2 separate regions of the Homo sapiens genome follow, and region 1 is linked to region 2. The links are chromatin contacts, found by Hi-C or POLR2A ChIA-PET in ENCODE. All regions are on one chromosome and are shown on one strand. The core of a region is the stretch at or near the end of the contact, and the rest is flanking DNA. Distances in the headings are between cores, read along the strand shown. Region 1 overlaps LOC124901411 (a long non-coding RNA gene). Region 2 has its middle 18 kb from the start of LINC02865.

Evidence for each region. Hi-C counts contacts between places; a loop is a spot of excess contacts on that map. ChIA-PET counts read pairs that join two places held with the same protein, here RNA polymerase II (POLR2A). Pooled maps may share reads with other maps.
Region 1: a loop to region 2 is called in a pooled map, with 2.3 times the contacts of the local background. The contact joins two enhancer-like sites. A Hi-C loop is called at or near these places in 5 of 168 maps with a recorded cell type or tissue (CD4-positive, alpha-beta T cell, CD8-positive, alpha-beta T cell, GM12878 and 2 more), 4 of 37 single-sample maps with no recorded cell type and 10 of 50 pooled maps. POLR2A ChIA-PET finds 5 or more read pairs at or near these places in 11 of 52 experiments (CD4-positive, alpha-beta T cell, GM12878, MCF 10A and 7 more).

The regions. Positions count from the first base shown.
Region 1 is chr6:137,697,312-137,700,127 of GRCh38, forward strand. LOC124901411 (a long non-coding RNA gene) reads left to right here. Exons shown (of 2, transcript XR_007059789.1): 2 at 1,366-2,816. Among named protein-coding and RNA genes, the nearest start is that of LINC03004, 33 kb to the left of the region's middle. RefSeq lists enhancers at 1,923-2,816, 1,933-2,062. Within about 2 kb of position 1,545, at least 7 of the 41 ENCODE cell types and tissues checked have a DNase peak (open chromatin) inside an H3K27ac peak, as active enhancers do; they include PC-9, where a contact is called at or near this core.
Region 2 is chr6:137,926,444-137,929,176 of GRCh38, forward strand. No RefSeq gene overlaps it. Among named protein-coding and RNA genes, the nearest start is that of LINC02865, 18 kb to the right of the region's middle. RefSeq lists enhancers at 1-436, 1,282-1,521. Within about 2 kb of position 1,433, at least 12 of the 41 ENCODE cell types and tissues checked have a DNase peak (open chromatin) inside an H3K27ac peak, as active enhancers do; they include PC-9, where a contact is called at or near this core.

The DNA of each region.
Region 1 (2,816 bases), core at 295-2,794, 230 kb before region 2:
TTGATAAGTGAAGCTTGGCTCCTTGTCTTGGCCCTGCCACTAACCAGCCATGTTAAAATACTGAATGAACTTCTTGGACCTCTGTTTCCTGTTCTGCAAAAGGAGGGATTTAGTATAGCTTAAGGCCAACTATCACTGGCTCCATCTCCACGACTTCCTAGTGAAGTGAACAAAAGGTTCCCATACCTTAGGAGTGCCCAGCCTGCCCAGAGAGTGGCTGTGACTCCTTGTGGAAATTGTCAGCAATGACAGCTGTTGATGACAAGAGGTGTAGTAGTCACCTTTGTCAAAGCCCAGTCATGGTTCAGCAGGCAGAAGTCTGCATGCCTTCAAACCAGCTTTAGTTTCAGCTCAAGGCAGCAAACAAGGCAATTTCTTCCTAGGAATGCTGCCTGGCCCTGTCCATCCTGCCCAGGGAAACTTTGCAGGCCTTGCCACTTCTCAGGGTGAGGCAGTTGAGAGTTTATCACCATAAGCCATTGTTTTCACAGCAGTGAGAGCTCTGGACTTTCCCAGGAATTCCACTGGAATGTAAACAGTCTTCAGATCCCAGGCAGAAACCAGCGGATATCCTGAGCTGTCCAAAGTCCCATGTTGGATCCCAAAGATTTGATTTCTTTTTTTTTTTAAATCTTAAAATGTATTTTTGCTCATTAGATACATTTCTTTTTCTATCTCTAAATATTTAACACCCCTGATATCAGTTAATATTAATGATCTGGAATGAAAGAATAAATCAACTGAATAATAATTCTGTAATGAAAGTGTCATGCAAACAAATCTCCATGTTTCTGAACTCTATAAACTGTTAGAAACACAAGCTCATCAAATGTCCACCTTTTCATTGTCTCAGCCTGGCATGGTGGCTCACGCCTGCAATCCCAGCACTTTGGGAGGCTGAGGCGGTGGATCACCTGAGATCGGGAGTTTGAGAGCAGCCTGACCAACATGGAGAAACCCGGTCTCTACTAAAAATACAAAATTAGCTGGACGTGGTGGCACATGCCTGTAATCTCAGCTACTCGGGAGGCTGAGGCAGGAGAATCACTTGAACCTGGGAGGCGGAGGTTGCAGTGAGCTGAGATCGCGCCATTGCACTCCAGCCTGGGCAACAAGAGCAAAACTGTCACAAAAAAAAAAAAAAAAAGAGAATTACAATTCTGAATTGTTGTTGTTGTTGTTGTTTAATGAAATACAAATTCCTCTCCTTCCTATGCCAAAGTGCTCGGCCATCCAGCACGGCCTTCAAGCAGGGGACTTCAGAAAGATAGTCCACAGGAAGCCTGGGACTAAAAACTTGATGTTATTCAACTTGTGTGTTGATGATGACTGTAGGGCTAATGTTTTTCTGATTCTGTCTCTTAGATTCTCTCTGGACTATTTCATGGCTCAGGAACCACATCCTCCTTCCCCACTTCCTGAGTGTATGGGATGGCCACATATACTGAAGCTCAATCTTATGAAAAGAGCATTTCAGAGGCAGGAGGATCTGGATTTGAATTCCGGCTTGATCCTGGGCTGAACAGGACCAGTTCTGCTTTCTGCCCTGGGGCAAGTTACCCAACATCGCTGAGCATCTGTTTCCTTCACTATAAAATGAGGATGATGATACCACGTGGGATTGTTGAGAAGATAAAAAGAGAAAGCACTTGAAAAGCTTCTAAACATGACCTCTCACAAAGCTGTTCAATAACTGTTAGCTCCCTTTTCTCCTCCTTGCAGCTGCTGTTTCCTGGAGTTGCAAACGTTTCTAGGTGAGCTCATGTGAGACCATCTGAAACATTCCAAGAAGTAGTCCAGATGTAAAGACAGCTTTATCTTTGGCCAGGTGCAGTCTTACTAGAATGGCCCATCCTGGTAGAGAATCATGTGGCCCCTTAGACAACTATGACACCAGGAATTGGATGAAACAAAGTTTCAGCTACAGGATGAGGATATATAGATAAATGTTGATGACATATTTCTTTCCTTTTTTGGTTTCCTTTTCCCTTGAAAATGCTTTCAGATCTCTGAGACATCCCGTTGTCATCTTCCTCTTTTAAAACCCTTCGTGTGCTCTTTTCTATGAAGGGCTGGTTGGCAGCTGATGAGGCCCCAGGCTGGAAGGAACTCACCGGCTCATGGCTCACCAACCCCTAACTACAGCTGGGCAGGCAAGGAGGGAGGCTGCAATTTCATTCACTTCTTTAGATTGATGTTTTGACATCTTTAGAAGCCTCTGTTAAAATGGAAATGTGGAATCTGAGTAGTGTGGTCAAACTGGTATACGAGGACATTTTGGTGGTGACTCAAGTCTGATGAAGCTTTTCTAGTAATTTGTGCCTTCCATTTCCTAGGAACAAGAGTGAGTGAGGACTAAGGACACAAAACAGCAGCAGTTTCAGCCCCACTCCTATAATATTCTAAAAGCTTGTCCTTAGATCTTGATATTCTTCTCTCAGGCAGAGAGCTTAAGAATATTAGAGAAATATCCTGATACTTTTGCATTTTAAGGTAAGCCACAGCCAGAAAGAACAATGGGAGGCCCAGAAGCCCACCTCCAACCACTCCAACCAGATACACCAAGGACTCTGGCTCAGACCAGATACAGCCACCTTGGTGATCCAGAGAGGCCTCCTGCTGGGTGCAGTGGCTCAAGCCTGTAATCCCACCACTTTGAGAAGCTGAGGTGGGAGGATTGCTTGAAGCCAGGAGTTCAAGACCAGCCTGGGCAACATAGCAAGACCCCATCTCTACAAAAGAAAAAAAGAGAGAGAGAGTGAGAGAGGCCTCCTATCAGGAATCATGCTCAAGTTCCAATTCAATTTCAATGAGAG
Region 2 (2,733 bases), core at 183-2,682:
CTCCCAGAAGCTCATTAATAGATCAGTTGGTCAACATCTTGGAATGTGCCTTGGAAAAGGATAGGATAGATGAAAGGAAAGTTTCCATGAGAGGAGAGGAATTTAAGGCCAAAGAGTAGCCTGAAATGTCCCAAGCTCTCATTAGAGATTGGCAGGCTCAGTTGTTGCATTGCTACACATGGTTCCTAAATTCCACCAACAGAGAAAGGTAGTCAGAGGTTTACCCAAAAAGACTGTCTGCTGGTCATGTTACTGCTTATGCTGGCAAATGATTAATAAGTTGGGAAGAAAAAAACCCAAAAGATTTGTTATAAAACATTCTGTGGAAACTTGGGGCAGAGATTGCACCCAAAAAATCAGCGATTTCAAGTTAATGGTGATCAGGTAAAGGAGATATTTTGAAGTAATGTGATGCAAAGCTACTACCACTGATTACAGAGTTTGACATCACTGCTCCAAGGTAGGAAACAGGAGATCAGTAGGAATTCTTTACCTTCCTTCCACTTTTCAAATGGAGGCGAAGAATTAGCTTCTATGAATCCTTTAGCAACTCATAGCAAGAAAGAGCTTTTCTCCTTGTCCTGGTCCAAATTAGCCACAGGCTGGAGTTATTGAGAGGAACAGCACATTGAAGTTGCACAGAAAGTTGTTTTCAGGGAGGACAGAAAAAAATGGAAACTGAATTGGGCAGACCATGTGCCTCCCTAAATCCAAAATTAAATCCACGATACATAATCTGCCTGCCTTCTCACATTGCACTGTGCTGGGTGGCCAAACATACCAAGGGGCTCCTGCTGAACTGGAAGCGGGCTGTCATCTTAGCCTCCATGAAAAGCTCATCTTTGAAAACTCATCTTTCCTTACGGGACTACTACATTTTACAAGGATTTTTTTTCTTCTAAATGCAATACATTGATGTTTACTTTTTAAACAAAAATGCTCATTATTGAATTTTTTTAGTTGATTCTACTTTTGCAGTTTGTGTAATTGACATCCTAGGTGACATGGAGATTCCTGTGGCTGCCTGACTCCAGGCAGTGGCTCCCAGAAGCTAGCAAGCAGAGCACACTGCCCAGAGTTGGGATATCAATACCCTTTGTGAAAACCACAAAATAGGCAATTTGAAAAGTAGAGAGAACTCTGAAGAGGAAAAAAGGTCCCTTGCCATTTTACTACTTTCAGCATTTTAATTAAAATGTATTTTTGTCAATGCAATGGTTGTTTCAGACATTTTAAGAAAACATCTTGATTCCAAACCCCGGGGTAAATTAAGTCAATAAACTTTTGAAGACTTGTGCCATGCTGCAGATGGACTTTAAAAGCCACTGGGGGGTGGGGAGAATGGGGGTTTCTAAATATAATAAACTTCCCAAAAAGGCAATTTCAAGCCTAACTGAAGTCATACTATTTTTGAAAGTGGAAATCCCCCTTTTCACCACACAACCCCGTGGTCGAGCCATCTAAGAATTCAGCTTCTGTGCCAGTGATAGGACAAAGCTCATCCTCTGCCGAATGCCACAGTCACTCCTCTTCCTTCCTGCCACCCACAGGGTCAGCAACAAGCACTATCAGTTAAACGTGACACCTGGTGTCTGCGGGCTGCCTCCGGTGGGAGCCAAATCCCACGTGTTGGTGTGGTTCCCACTTAAATAGATGTTTTCCTTTGAATCGTTTCTTTTCAACCTTGATTTCAGTTCTGTGCTAGTTTCTGGACTTTTGCCAGCACTTCTTCATAAAACAGCTTGTATTTGCTTTGAAAAACAAGAAAGGTTTGCATTTTGGAAAATATACTTCATACTTCATACTTCTAACCTTTACCATGGCCTGAAGGAAAAATGTAGCAGTTTCTTTCTGTAAATTTTAAATATAGGAAAGATAGCGGTCACTTTATAAAGAAAGCCAAACTTGTCCACATCCTTACACTCTTCCTCAAAGTTCATTTCCACATTCAATTTGGGTCGGGCTTTGTTTAGAGTGCCAATGAGCCTGCCTGGGCCACTTCTGCATTCTTGATGTTTGCAGCATTCACTGCAGAAACTGGCATTAAGACAGGCCTCTGCCACCCACAGCAATGCTCCTGCCACCTCCCTCCACTGTGCAGCCCCAAAGTGACAGAGGCTGAGGATCCCCAGCAAAGCAAACTGCTTCTGTCATCTGCTTTCAGGCAATTTTGAGGCACCTTTTCTTGGCTTATTTCCACTGCTAAGCCCTGACACAATATAATATTTCAAAAGCCCCTAAGTGCTGACAGAATACTCAAAATCACATTTTACAAAACCAAAGACAGAGGCCTCCCGCTGCTTATTAATGCCCATCATGATAATTCCTTACTTTGTCATAGTCTATGTATTTGTGTTGTTGTTAGTTTGTGTTGTTGATTTGTTCAGCCAAGGATCAAGCAACAGAGTGCAAGTGAGGCCACCCAGCGAGGGGGAGAAGGTGCAGCCTCTCAATCTACAGTGTACTTCTAAACATTCACTTTTTTTCTGATTATATAGGTAATTCACGTTTACGTGAGAAATTTTGGGGAAATTTGCAGAACATTAAGAAAAAAAAATTATTGCTCTAGATCATCTCCCCAAAATTGCACCTCAATATTTTGGGAAATATTCTTCTAGCATTTTTTTCTATGCCTTTAAATATTCATCACCACCACCCCCTGCCCCTCTCCTACCCCACTCCTCCAGTTGGGATCATGTTAAACATACTGTTTCATAACAGTATGTCTAGCAC